Linked DNA regions of Homo sapiens: region 1 is linked to region 2. Evidence: chromatin loops called from intact Hi-C (ENCODE). Cell type or tissue: ascending aorta. All regions are shown on one strand. Each heading gives the region's core, and the rest is flanking DNA. Links, peaks and the distances in the headings are about the cores only.

The links. Peaks named below come from ENCODE experiments on the same cell type or tissue, not always from the same donor. Only the 100,000 strongest peaks of a DNase experiment are listed, where the experiment ranks them.
Region 1: it touches region 2 in a loop (4-fold over the local background); 1 of 110 quality-filtered maps calls a loop at or near these places.

Annotation. Positions count from the first base shown.
Region 1 is chr12:22,682,509-22,688,293 of GRCh38, reverse strand. ETNK1 (ethanolamine kinase 1) reads right to left here. Exons shown (of 8, transcript NM_018638.5): 7 at 3,738-3,811; 8 at 1-3,412. The coding sequence ends at 3,340. Among named protein-coding and RNA genes, the nearest start is that of LINC02955, 14 kb to the left of the region's middle. In ascending aorta, for the core only: a CTCF peak has its summit at 3,568 (motif pointing left); no DNase peak of the experiment used is centred there; H3K27ac peaks cover 423 bases.
Region 2 is chr12:23,357,676-23,366,064 of GRCh38, reverse strand. No RefSeq gene overlaps it. Among named protein-coding and RNA genes, the nearest start is that of SOX5, 590 kb to the left of the region's middle. In ascending aorta, for the core only: a CTCF peak has its summit at 3,883 (motif pointing right); a DNase peak (open chromatin) is centred at 5,904; H3K4me3 peaks cover 436 bases; H3K27ac peaks cover 1,858 bases.

The sequences.
Region 1 (5,785 bases), core at 1,786-5,785, 680 kb after region 2:
TGATCCTATCATGATCAACTTTAAATTTAGAGAAGTCATTTGAGATATGCTTAAGTTGAACTAAAGACTTATTATTTGTCTAATTTCTGTATATATGGAAATTAGATTCACATTGGGATATCTAAAATTTCAAGGTTTTTTTGTAGAAAAAAATTAACAACCCTAAAAATAGGAAATTATTAAATTACATTTTTAATTTCCTTTAGCTTGGAATCATGACTCAAAGAACGGAGCTCTATTAATATAACAGTGTATAAATTCACTGCTTCCAGGAATCTAACCTCACAAAACCTAACGGCTAACTAAAAAATAAAGAAAAGTCTTATTAAGCACTGAGAGGCTAAATAAATGAGTACTGACATTAACCAAAGCCGACAAACCCTATTTCCAGTTCCTGTGATCTCACTGTGTAGCCACAACTGTTGGCTATTTTTACTCTAAAACCAACAAGCTGAATCATTTCCTTACAGAAAAATTTCTACAAAAGGGAAGAGAATGCAAAACAATACACAGTCTCATATGCAAGATACAGTTCACACTAATTTACAAATTTTTATTTACATTTTTTATATACATTCCAGGCAGACCTACTTGATGAGTTTTGTGCTCATATTGATCTCAGATGATCGTGTGTACTGTATGATTTACTACCACATCTCTTTGATTTCCAGAAAATGGTGGTAGCATGGGGTTAGGAGGAAAAGAAATCACTGGTCAGGTGAGATCATACAAGTATGAAGGGGAAAAAAGGAAAAAAAATTGCGGAATTTGGCTTGTTAAAGCATCCAGGCCACTATGGTCTATTGACTAACATTGAATATACATGAATGCCACTTCTTACAGCCATTTTCATATTTACAAAATGAGCTTACTACTAGTTGAGTTATTAGGTAAGGCATTCAAGTTCCTTAGCTTAACATAAAAAGGCAACAGACATCTTAGCACACCACAGGACAGATTTTAGAGGGATGATTTCAGAGCACTTTGAGATTTACCCTCCTTTAGAATCCCTTACATGGTCGATATAAAAGGGAAGCAATTCTGAATCCTATTACTAGCCTGCACCATGATCCCAAAAACCTATACAGGAAGTAGGAGCATCACAACAACCAAAATCTAGCCAGAATGGGGAAAATAGATTAGATATCTTATTTTGTTCCCAAGATCCACTGCATAGTCCCAGAGCTAAAGTGAGAGCCTTTATTCCTGGTTACATTCACTTCCCTATGAATCTCTCCAAAAAACCTACAATAGTGTGACAGCTAGTAGCTATGCACAGTCTATCAGCAATGGCTCAGTGAACCTCTATTCAAAATAGTTTGAAGTAAGAATATGGAGTAAGGTAGAAAAATTATCTTCTCTCCTCCCACAGTTCTACAAGATATATACTGTTGCACTTTAGAAGGCAGAAAGCAAAAAAAAAAAAAAAAAAAAAAAAAAAATTAAGAGTATTACACATTCTTTATCTGTTTTATGAAAATGTTCTAACCACAGACAAAAATTCCACCAAAAACAATTTTTCAAGTTCACACTAACATTATAAAAAGCTACTAGTTGTTTAATTGGTTCCATTCACTTAACTAGGCAAAGTTCTATTGATCTTACAGTAATATGGTTTATAAAAACAAAAGTGAACATTTATAACATTGGGGAGGTAGAAACCAAATCTGGTCTAACACTGTTACAGATACAAACATACTTTAAGATTATATTTATGTAACTAGAATTTACCATTTAAAATGGCCTGTGTTTCTATTTACTTTATTAGCTTCAAAAATCTTGAGATAATCCAAGTATTTTAAAGCATTTGTCTGAGAATATTAAGTCATTTGGAATACATTAGACTCCTCAGAAGATTTCTCAGAGGATAAATTTGTAGTTGCATATTTTGAATATGCAGATCCAGTAAGCCAACTTTGTACATGGGCACTTATGTGACCGAAGTGCAAAGCTTGTCAGACTAATTTTCTAAGTAAAGTTAACCATGACTGCTCAACTACACAGAGCAGACTTCAAAACCTGAAGCCTATTTATCTATCTGAAAGATCTAACTTCTTTCCATACAATAATTACCTCCCTCTTACCACCAGACAAAATTAAAAATACAGTTAAACAAAAACAAGAGAAATAAACAAAAGCCCTCCTGCCATGACTATTTATGCTTAATTCACATTTTGTCATTTGTCAGATTTTAAGTGTACAAGATCAATGCCCTAAGTGTTCCTTATTTAATTATATAACTGCCTCAACATATAACGCTGAACTTACATGTATCAAGTAATCATTTGCTATCAGTCTAAAAACATAGAATCAAACTAAAACATGAAACTAAAATGTGAGGAATGAAACATGAAACTGAAATGTAAGGAATGACTCTGGATAGGTAAAAAATAATTAACCTAAACAATATTTTCTTATTTCTACATATGATAAATTTTGTGTATTTGTTTCAAAAATTAGCAATACTAGTGACTATTTAATAATCAAAAACATAAAGCATCTCTAGAAGTAAAAGGAAATTTTTGGTTAGAAACAATTTGATACTATAAAATTTTTAAAACTGAAAATAGTAACGACCATATTTAGCATTTGAAAACATTATTTAATACAGATTTTGGTAACATTAACTAATACTTATTCCAAGATTATATGGTAAATATTTATATTTATACTGCCAGACTACATAGAGAAACAGGGATTTAATTCTAAGTTATATTACCCCAAAAAGAAATACTTTCTAATATTGAATTCAACAAGATGTACCACCAACAGAGACAGTGAATGTATTTCACCTTCCTAAACAGCTATTTTTATATGAAAATCCTAAATTATCTACATCAGTCAATGACTGGCATTTCAAGAGTAAATGATTCATTTTACTTACAATGCATCAAGATAAAAAGGTTACACTGAACAACTAGAATGTTTACTGAAATTAATCTTATTAAAGTAAAACTTAAAAAACTTATTTGGGACATTTTCATTGCTTACACTCAACGAACGTGAAACAGAGAAAAACAGTCACAGAATCGTGCTAAGTTTATAATAAATAATTCACATACAACATAGGTTAAATTATCAAAGAAATTAAACTGACATCTTTATACCTTTTGCAGATTTAACACATTTCTAATCCACCACATACGGATAGCAGTAGGTATATTTCTTGACATCATTCAGTCTATTTCAAAAATAGATTTGATTGTTTAGAGGCATAATTTATAAAGCAAGATAACCAAATTAAACAACAGAATTTTAACTAATATTGGCTTTTTGGGATTTCTTAAGAAAAGATTCACAAGCATTGCTCAGCTACTGGAGAATAATTAAATCTCTTCTTTACTCAGGCACTTTTAATGCAGTAACCTCAGGCTTCATTTTAAAGTACTGGTTAAAACGAACAATTGCATACCTAGTGAGAAAAGAGAACAACAAAAAAATTAGTCAAAGCTGAAAAACTTGGTCCTTCCCTTATTTTCACTCAGTCCTCTAAGCTGGTTTTCTTAAAGTTTAAGATTTTCAAAGGACATATTTTTAGTTTATTGCACCACCTACTGGACACTTTTCTAATCCTGCGAGCACTTAACAGCTTATAGCAATTTCTTCACAGACCAATTACTAAGTGTATACAACTTTTATAATTGATTGCAAATAACTACAATATTCCCTGTGAATTCTTAATGTTAATCCAAACAAAAGCAGAGACCAATGTAATCATATAATAAAATTTAACTTACCCAAGGAAATCAAACTCAATAGTGGAGTATTTGGCTTGAATCAAAGCCCACAATCCCCAAAAGAAATGAGAAGCCTTAAAAGAAGGAAAGAAAAATCAAAAATTATGATAATGAATTTCTCTGTAAAACACATATGAATTGCTAATTCTATCCTCTAAATCAACTCCATGCACCACACTTTCTTGCTGTTCTTTTTATATAAAGCGTCTAAAACCTAGATCCTACTGACGTCTGCACCCACTAGATGGCTACAGATCACTTTCGTCAACACCAAAGGAGATTATGGTAAATTATAATCACTTGAAAAATAGAGGCCAGTTCCTGTGATGTGCTTTTTTATAAAGCAAAGTTTACCATCAGCACTGATAGATGTTAGTGTTTTTAATGGTTATAATTGCTAACAGGCTTACACATTATTATATCAAAGGCCTTTGTTTCTTGACATACAAATATAAACACAAAAGAAAATCCAAATCTCACAAGCAATAAATATATTTAAATGTGAAAAATGTTCTAGGGGTGACAAACATCTGAAAATGATCTTACTGGCTTAATTCTGCATAACAGACCACAACATAAAGTAACACAACTTATGTCAGGAAAAATATGGGTTTTGGACTTACAGGGAAATTAGCATGTAATTAGTAACTGTAAAATAATTATGTGTGCTTTACAATCTATTTTCAGTTAAACAGGGTAATATTTTAAAATCTGAACAAGATTTCACTTCCCAAGAAATACTATATTCTAACTAGAAATATTCTAAGTAGAAACAGTATTAAAGACAAGGTTTTTGTTTCAGCTAAATTCATTACAGCAACAGTAACAAAGGGGCTCTAACAAAAAAGTATTCAACAGCCATGACCTTGGTATTTAAAAATACCAAGCAGCACAGTATACCAAAAAGAATTCTTAATTTGAATTACAAGATGTAGAGGTTCCAGTCCAGGCTCTATCTCTGAGTACCTTTGCAACCTTTAATAAGTCACAAACTTTAGTGTCAGATCTATCATTTACGAGATGGGAATATTAGCCATTCTGTATTCTACACAGGATTGTTTTAAAGACTAAAGGATATAATACATGTAAAAAAAATTTTTCAACCTAAAGATCTCTATTTAAAAAGCACTCTGCACTTTGTTTTTGGCTTCCTCAAAAAAATACCACTAACTATTCAGCTATTCAGGAGGCTGGTGATCACTAGAGCTCAGGAGTTCAAGGCTGCAGTGAGGAGCATGCCACTGCACTCCAGCTTGGGCAACACAGTGAGACACTGTCTCTTAAAAAAAAAAAAAGAACAGGAATATAATTTCTTTCCTGATATAGAGATAGAAAAGAATAAACAATGTAGCAAAGACTAAACAACTAAAGTCACTTGCACATGAAGCATAAAAGTTAAAAAAACAAGCTGGGCTCTGGCGTGTGGCTTTAAGCACTTCACGTGGTGCGTTTATTTCCTCATCTGTAAAATGTAGGTCATAATAGTACCTATAGCTGGCATATAACAAATATTCAATAGAATGCTAGCTATTCTTACTATATGAAACCAGAATGATTAAAAATGATAAAGATTTTCAAAAATGGTCTTCTATCTAAAAAAGTATATCAGGTATTGAGAAATGAAATTATGAAATTAGAGGACTTCCTTCTTTTCAAAGTCTACATCAGAGGTTCTTAAAGTGGTCGATGAACCCATGGGAGTTTTCGGAGGCCCAAAATTACTTTCATAATTATACTGATATGTTACTTGCCTTTTTGACTATGTTAACATTTGCACCAATGGTTCAAAAGCAGTGAGGGTGAAACTACTGTTACCTTAAGTCAAGGCAGTGGTAGCAAATCACACTAGTGTAATAGTCTTATTCTTCACCATCACACAATAACAGTAAAAAGCCAATGTCACTAAAGAATGTCCTTTGTGAAGCCATTAAAACTATTAATTTTATTAAATCTCTACCCTGGAGTACGTGCTCTAGTATTCTGTGGGAGGAAATAGGCAGTACATATAAAGCACGTCTACTGCATATCCAAAGTACAATGGATGTCTC
Region 2 (8,389 bases), core at 1,986-5,985:
TACCTACCACATTCTAGGCAATCAGGATGTAATAAAGAATCAAGGCAGACAGGATTTATGCTATTTAGAATTTGTGGTATAGTGAGAGACATACACCTTAATCAAATCTAAAACATCAACTACAGGTTATGCAAGGTGGGTACATAGAGCTCTATGACAAAGTACTACAGGTGTGAAAATAAGTAATTCAGAATCAAAGCTGTTGTATCTTTAAATTATTTTGAGCCTTAAAGAAATATAATTAAGAAACTTGAGTGATGTGACAGGCAGCTATAACCTAGAGAACTGTAACCTTATTTCCACTGATTATAGACTAGTGTTTTCTTTACCTACATTGTTTTTTAAGATGTTGTGAAAGACTAATCGATGCCAGAGAAGACTTCTTCTCTCTTAACTGTTGATCTTCCTTGCAGATTAACTTCCCTCTTACTTCCCTTATACAAAGACCCCACAACTAATCACATTGTCTAAGATGGAGTGTTAAATATACTCTGTTAAATTGTAACAAAAAAAAAAAAAAGAGAAAACAAGCTGTAACTAATGAAGTTGCTGTAATTCATGAACTAGCCTTATTTGGAAATGTGTTATTCTGTTAAATTTCTTTGTTTTCTGCCTATATAAGCAAGACCTTAACTTTTCAGCTTCTGAGCACTGACCTCATTCCTTTGGAGTCTGTGTTACCCAGATGTGTATATCAGCTTTGTGCTTCAGTAAATTATTTTAAATTGGGTTCTAATTCTTCTGATGATTTCAGATTGACCCAGGGGACTTGCAATAGTTAAAGATGCAATGGAAGATTTACTTAGTTCAGTAGTGGTTGAACTGACCTATGAAAATCATATGTGTTAGCAAGGCAAAGAGTGGGTAGATCTTTCCAAACAGATGGAACATTTTGTATAAAGGTTTGGTGGAAAGATAGAATACACTGCCTTCATGAAACTGTATGACAGTCAATGTGGCAGGCTCACAGAGGCTGGGGGAAACTTAAGACAGGATGAAGCTAGAAAGGTATACAGAAGCAAGAACACACAGAACCTAGACAAGTTAGTGTATCCAAAGTCACAGTACACAGTAAACTTTGTTCTGCAAGTTTGTCTTAAGCACTGGCAAGGGTGAGGATGAACCAACTTGAATTTTTTTTTTTTTTTTTTTTTTTTTGAGATGGAGTCTCGCTCTGTCACCCAGGCTGGAGTGCAGTGGTATGATCTCAACTCACTGCGAGCTCCGCCTCCTGGGTTCACGCCATTCTCCTGCCCCGGCCTCCCAAGTAGCTGGGACTACAGGCGTCTGCCACCACGCCCGGCTAATTTTTTTTGTATTTTTAGTAGAGGCGGGGTTTCACTGTGTTAGCCAGGATGGTCTCAATCTCCTGACCTCATGATCCGCCCACCTCTGCCTCCCAAAGTGCTAGGATTACAGGCATGAGCCACCATGCCTGGCCACCAGCTTGCATTTTTAGAGCTTCTTCTGACTTCGGGATAAAGAATAAACATATGAGGGTTGAAGAGTTGAGAGTGGAGATCCATTAGTAGGCTATTGCAGAAGTCCAGGCAATGTATTTATCTGACGGGTTCTTCCTGCCCACTGCACAGGCAAAGTCAATTCACTGAGACCCTGGCATTGCAGTAGAGAAAGTTTTATTGACACGAAGCTGACCCACATAGAAGAACTGGAGTTATCACTCAAATCACTCTCCCTGGACAGTCAAAGGTTAGGGTTTTTATGGACAATTTGGTGGGGGCTAGGGAATGAGTGCTACTGACTGGTCAGAGATGAAATCGGAGGGATGTAGAAAATTGTCCCCATGCACCAAGTCAGCCTCTGGGTGGTGACACAGGATGAGTTGAGCCATGAGTCATGAGTCCAGGTGGGGTCAGTCCAAAAAACATCTCAAAAAGCCCATCTTAGGTTCTGCAATAGCAATGTTATCTATAGAAGCGATTGGGGAAGTCACAAATCTTGTGACCTCTGGCCACATGACTCCTGAGTAGTAAATGATAATAGAAGCTACACCTACATCTTTGTAGAGCTCAGGCCCCTCCCATAATCCTATTCTTGAGAACTTTGATTAGTCTTACAAAAGTGGCTTTTGGTCCCTGAGCAAAGATGGGGTGAGTTTTAAGGAGGAACTCTTATCACCCTTGCTTTCACGTTAAACTATCAACTAAATTCCCCCCAAAGTTAACTTGGTCTATGCCCAGGAATGACCAAGGACAGCTTGGAGATCAGAAGCAAGATAGAGTCAGATTTCTCATCCTGTCATCATTTTACAAAGGTGGTTTCAGCAAGAGGTGATAACAGCTTTAACTGTGATGGTGGTGGAGGTGGAGGAATGTTGACAGATTTGAGAGATCTTTAGGAAGTAAAATAAGCAGGAATTAGTGATGAATTGTTTATGGGTGATGAGGGCCAGGAAAGTATCAGTGCTGATATCTGGAATTTATGGGACTGACATGCACTGAGACATGGAATGCTGGGAGGAGGCCTGACGGACATAAGTAGCAATGGGAGGTTGGGAGACTGAGGAGGGTATGTTCCATCTTAGGCAGATTGAGTTGGAAGTGACTTTTTGAATTAGAGTGAAGATCTCTGTCTACTGTGCTGCTTATTATGTGCTAGTTATACAACACTTGTGACCTAGTACTTCATCAGAATATTGCTCCTTTGAGGACATATTCCATGCTTTTCTCAGTCATAAGGGGGTGATTCATAATTTTTCAGATACTTGGAACTGTAGGTCTTGGTGACAAATAAAGTCAGCTTGCCACGGGGTACTTGCAATAATTTCACTCTGTAAGAATAAGTGATAACTTCTTCCCTGCTCAGGCCCTGTATCCTAGCATTAGCTCAATTCAACTCTCATCCAGTATCTCTGAGGAACGAAGTCTTTTGTTACTCCAAAGGTAATGTGCCCTCTGTTCATGGAACTTACATTCAACATTTATGAACACCTGGAGGGCTTCCCAAGGCACTTCTGATACATTCCCCACCCTTTGTGATTTGGCCCTGCCTGTCCCTCCAGCCTCTCCACCATCTACTCCCCTCGCTCAATCGGTTTTAGCTGCTTGGACCTATTTCCAATTCCTTTCACAAGCTCATTCCTGCCTCGAGACCTTCACACAGGCTTTTTCTCACTCTTTTCTTGGCTACCCTCTCCTCATCCTTCAGATTCCAGCTTATATGCCACATTCTCAGAGATATCTTTCCTGCCACCCACACCCCCCATCTAAATTAGCTATTCTATCCATTCCTTATTCTCTTTCTTGTGCTCTGCTCTTTTCTATAAAAGTACATATCACAGACAGTAATTGTATATTCATTTGTGTTTGTCTAGTGTCTGTCTCCCCAACTTAATTATAATCTATATGACAGCAGAAGCCATGTCTGATATGTTCTTCAGTACTAACACTGTGTATATCAGTCATGTTTATTCAGAAGATGAATGAATGAATGAAAACTATAGTGCTGGCTGGGCGCGGTGGCTCATGCCTGTAATCTCAGCACTTCTGGAGGCCGAGGTGGGCAGATCACAGGGTCAGGAGATCGAGACCATCCTGGCTAAGACGCCAAAACCCCGTCTCTACTAAAAATACAAAAAATTAGCTGGGCATGGTGGCAGGTGCCTGTAGTCCCAGCTACTCGGGAGGCTGAGCCAGGAGAATTGCTTAAACCCGGGAGGCAGAGGTTGCAGTGAGCCGAGATTGTGTCACTGAAATCCAGCCTGGGCAACAGAGCGAGACTCCTTTTTTTTTTTCAAATATTAAAATTTTAAATATTAAAAAAAGAGAGAGAGAGAATGGTATAGTGCCTCTGCTACGCAAGCACTAATCAAGACAGAAAGATGCGAGACAGAAAGATACGACCCCTATGCTGGATGTCCAGTAGGGGGAGGTAAATTCAGTCCTGATGTAGCATGGCAGGTGGTCTTGTGGACATATATGTACAAAGTGGTAGTGAAGCATAGAGTCACTACACACCGACTTGCCCTGTGAGTAATGGTAAAGGCTCCATAAAAAGACAGATTTTGATTTGGGTCTTTAAAGATAAAGAGTTTATTGGGAGGAGTAGGAGAGGGCAGGTAGACAGAGATTACAGTCTGTGCAAAGGTGAGAAGTTGTGAAGAGCCATGATGCTTTTGGGGCAACAGTGAAATGTCTGGCCTGTCGGAACATAGGGTAGAAGGAAGGGGATAGAGATAAGCTTTGTAAGGGATGTTGGAACAGTTTGGAAAGCCTACGCTGTTTTGTTTAGGTTTCATCCAACAGGGAATGGCAAATCATTGGAGATTTGTAAGCCAGGGAATAAGGTGAGGCCTCTGTCTCAGTAAAAGGACTCTGCCAGCGAGCGTGTGTGTGGTGGTGGAAGGCGGGGGGGTGGTTGGCGGGGAGAGGGGGTGATGCCTGATGTCAGGAAAGTGGGAGAGGAATCGGTAGCCCACATGGGAGATGACACCACTGACATGGAGGCAGTAACAGTGGAGAAAGACAACAGAGGATGGATTTTTGAGGGATCTTTAGGACTTGGACTATAATACTCTCTGAAGTCACTTTCAGCCCTAAAATTTGATGATCCCTTTATTCACTCTTTTTTGGCTTTAGAGTTTGGACCAAATATATTAGTAAAATGTTTCTGTTTTCCTAAATATAAACTCAGATAATTTATCTCTATTAGATGAAAACACAACTGAACTACGCATTATACAGAAGATTTTATGGTTTCCCTGGGATGAGGCCAGAAATGTCATGAGAAAGCACTCTGACTGGGTCACTTGGGATAGGGTTGTGAAGTGGACAATTTACGCTGAGCCTCAGATCGAAGCATCCTCATAACCCTCTTCTGCTGTCTCCTCATGACTTGGCTTTAGATGAATATGTGGCAAGAAAAAAAAATGTTCCACACTTAATTTGGGGCAGTAGGAGGAATGGACATTTCTGTATTCTTCTGTTTTCGTTGTAATGAATGTGTATTTTTGACATATAAATTTAGTGGAGTTTAATAGCAAGCAATGGATGAATTTAGATATAGTAGACTTATGGACTGCCAGAAGGCTAGGATGGAGGAGAAGGTAATATAAACTAAATGGTAGCTTACATTAAGCCTGGATGAAATTGGGAACCACAAACAGAGGGCAGCTCTGAGGAATGTTTAAGGAAGTTAAGCAATCTTTGAGTGAAACGAAAGCTCATGAATTTGGGGAAACCATATAGATAAGTGATTATTAAGTCTTTGTGAAGTTCTTTCCTGATTGTCTTTGATATATATCATCAGGAGACACCAAAGATGGAAGAAATTATTTCCTTGTCCTAAGGGAGGGTCCTACTGTCAAACGGCAGCCAGAAGACAAGAAGAGAGAGAGTGTGACAAGCCACACTGTAACCATTCAGTGGCTGCAAGGAAAATTTCCTTATCCTTGCCAATGTGGTATTTTTCTTTTGGCAGTGAAAAATTGTGGAAAAAAATATGCAAAGCCATAACAAGCAATTTGAAAAAGTTGGGGGAAGGGGATTATTCGCATGCTTTAAATAGTAATTTGTTGATTTATTTCACTCTCAGGAGAAGAAACATTTCCAAGAATAGTTTCCCTTATTTCCAGAAAAGCCTTTATATATACTTCAAGTGTCTCAGGAACCTTATCTTACACCCCCAACACAAACATTGTATTAAAAATAGTTTCAAAACTATTTCTTAGTTCAAGTTTGTAGCACATGATCCTTGCTTAACATTCTTCAGTTTTCTGCAATGGTTTTAACTAAAATAGATACAAAGTAACAGATTAATTGTGTTACTGAGAGTCTGACCTCAGCATCATGGCCTTCTGAATAATTTTAACCTAGGCCATATGTCCAGTTCCTTCAGCTAATTAATTATTAGCTACTCATTGCTAGCAGTTTCTACACTTGATTCTAGTGCCAGCTCCCCTGGGCTGAGTCATTTAACGTGAACATCTTAGTCTTCCTCATCTGTGAAACAGAATTTATATTATACCCCTCCATATAATTAATAAGTTAACTAAAGCAAAATGTGGTTTTCTTTTTTCTTTTTTTTTTTTGACAGAGTCTCTCTCTGTAACCAGGCTAGAGTGCAATGGCGTGATCTCAGCTCACTGCAACCTTTGCCTCCTGGGTTCAAGCAATTCTCCTGCCTCAGCCTCCCAAGTAGCTGGGACTACAGGTGCGCACCACCATGCCCAGCTAATTTTTGTATTTTTAGTGGAGATGGGGTTTCACCATGTTGGCCAGGATGGTCCATCTCTTGACCTCATGATCCACCCGCCTTGGCCTCCCAAAGTGCTGGGATATGTGTGTGTGTGTGTGTGCACACGCGTGAATGTTTGTGTGTGTGATGATTGGCTACAAAGTATTTTTAAGATGGCCAGTTGATTCTTTTCCTAAAGTCATGCTCCTAGAGCTACACTATTAACTGAAAAATTTTATGAATTATCTCTTACACAATCTAAGTGTGTCTATTATACTTTCCAAAAAAATTCATGTCTTTACAATAATGAAGTTGAAATTCAAATCTTCTCATCCTTTTGGGAGCTGTTGAGGTCACTGTTCCTAGAACAACATCATAATTAAGAACAAGGCTTCTCTGCTTAGTTCTGTGACATTAGGCAGTTTATAACCTCTCTGTGTCTTATTTTCTTCATTTAAAAAGTGGGGATAATCATAGTACCTTCTTCGTTGTATGGTTATTACTTACTGATTAGTGGATGTTTTTGGGAAGAGGAGTCAAGAATGATTTCCAGTTTCCAGACAAGGATGACTAGGAGTGTGAGGTGCCATCAATTGAAATAGGGACTATGGGGGTAAGAGCAGATATAAAAGTAAGATCGCAGTTAAAAATGTGCTCATTTGAGATGCCTGCCAATTCCATCAGACATCAAAGATGTTCAATGTGGATTTGAAAATAAGCTTAAGACTTTATGGGTTTTGGAGATCATTTTCATGAAATAATGTATTGAACAGCTCAGGGAACTTTGAACTATTAAAGGTGGACTTTAACATAGTCCAATGTCTTAGTTTGACACTTGAGGAAACAATTATTTAGGTTACACTATTTGTGATAAAGTAGTGTGGTCTCTTCTCCTTGAATCTGCAACTCACAGTAATGAATAGTATTTGGCAAAAGTGACACTGTGCTACTTCCAGGCCTAAGCTTTAAGATGACCTGGAAACTTCTGCTTTTGTGCTCTTGGAATCCCTTAACCCCATTTAGAAGTCTGGCTACGCTGTAAAAGAGATCAAATGAAGATGCCACAAAGAGAGGGAGTTGTTATGACACATCACAGAGAGAGACAGCATCCAGCTGACCCAGTGTCCCAACCCCAGGTGACCCCCCTGATAAATGCAGCACGTAGGTTATCACCCTCCAGACTGGGCTCAGCTAAGTGTTGCCAACCCACAGAATCATAAGAAATTTAATTTTTTAAAGCCCTTAAGATTAAGGGTAATTTGTTACATAGCACTAGTTAATCAAAACAGTGGAGGAATCAGGACAAAAATCCATGTCTTCTGAGCTCTAGAACATAGGTCATCTAGGGCAAGGAACTCATACTGTTTATTCTTTATATATATATATATATTTTATTATACTTTAAGTTCTAGGGTACATGTGCACAATGTGCAGGTTTCTTACATATGTATACGTGTGCCATGTTGGTGTGCTGCACCCATTAACTCGTCATAGTATTCCATGGTGTATATGTGCCACATCATTTTCTTATTCTTTAATAAAAACTTAATGCAGAATGAATAACTGGGCTTATTTGACCTCAGTTTTCTCAACTGCACAATTTGCATAATAATTAACTTATTGACTAAAATGTACTGTATATCCTGGATTTAATGACTGCTGTCATTTAGCCATGAGACAGATCTAGCCATCTATCCATCCATCCATCTGTCCATCCATCCATCCATCCATCCATATCCATTTCACCTATATATTATCTACCCATTTCTATTTTTTTGGCCATCTATTTTTTGGCCAATGAACTAGACTGCAATTCTATATCAAACGTCTGTTTTACTCTGTGGCTTTCTGGCCCATGAGTAAGTATAGGAGAGTTGAGATGGAAAATGCAAAGTTTTGCCATTATTATCTTAATTTTAAGTCTTTACAATTTTCATAAGGGAAATATCAATGACACCAATGTTACTTTCACCGCTGAGTGTCTAAAACTTTTACTGAATTTTAACTGGTCAAGAAACATGGTTGCTTGAGAAAAATCACCAGAATTTCAAGACAATAGTCAAAATCTTCTGAAAATAAACTACTGTTCAAGTAAGTGGAGTTCAGATAATGACAACATGTCATCTCCTAAGGAGGCAATGTTTATGTGGCATGCGTCTTGGAGGTAAATCATTTTTCTCTTTTTAGTTTTATT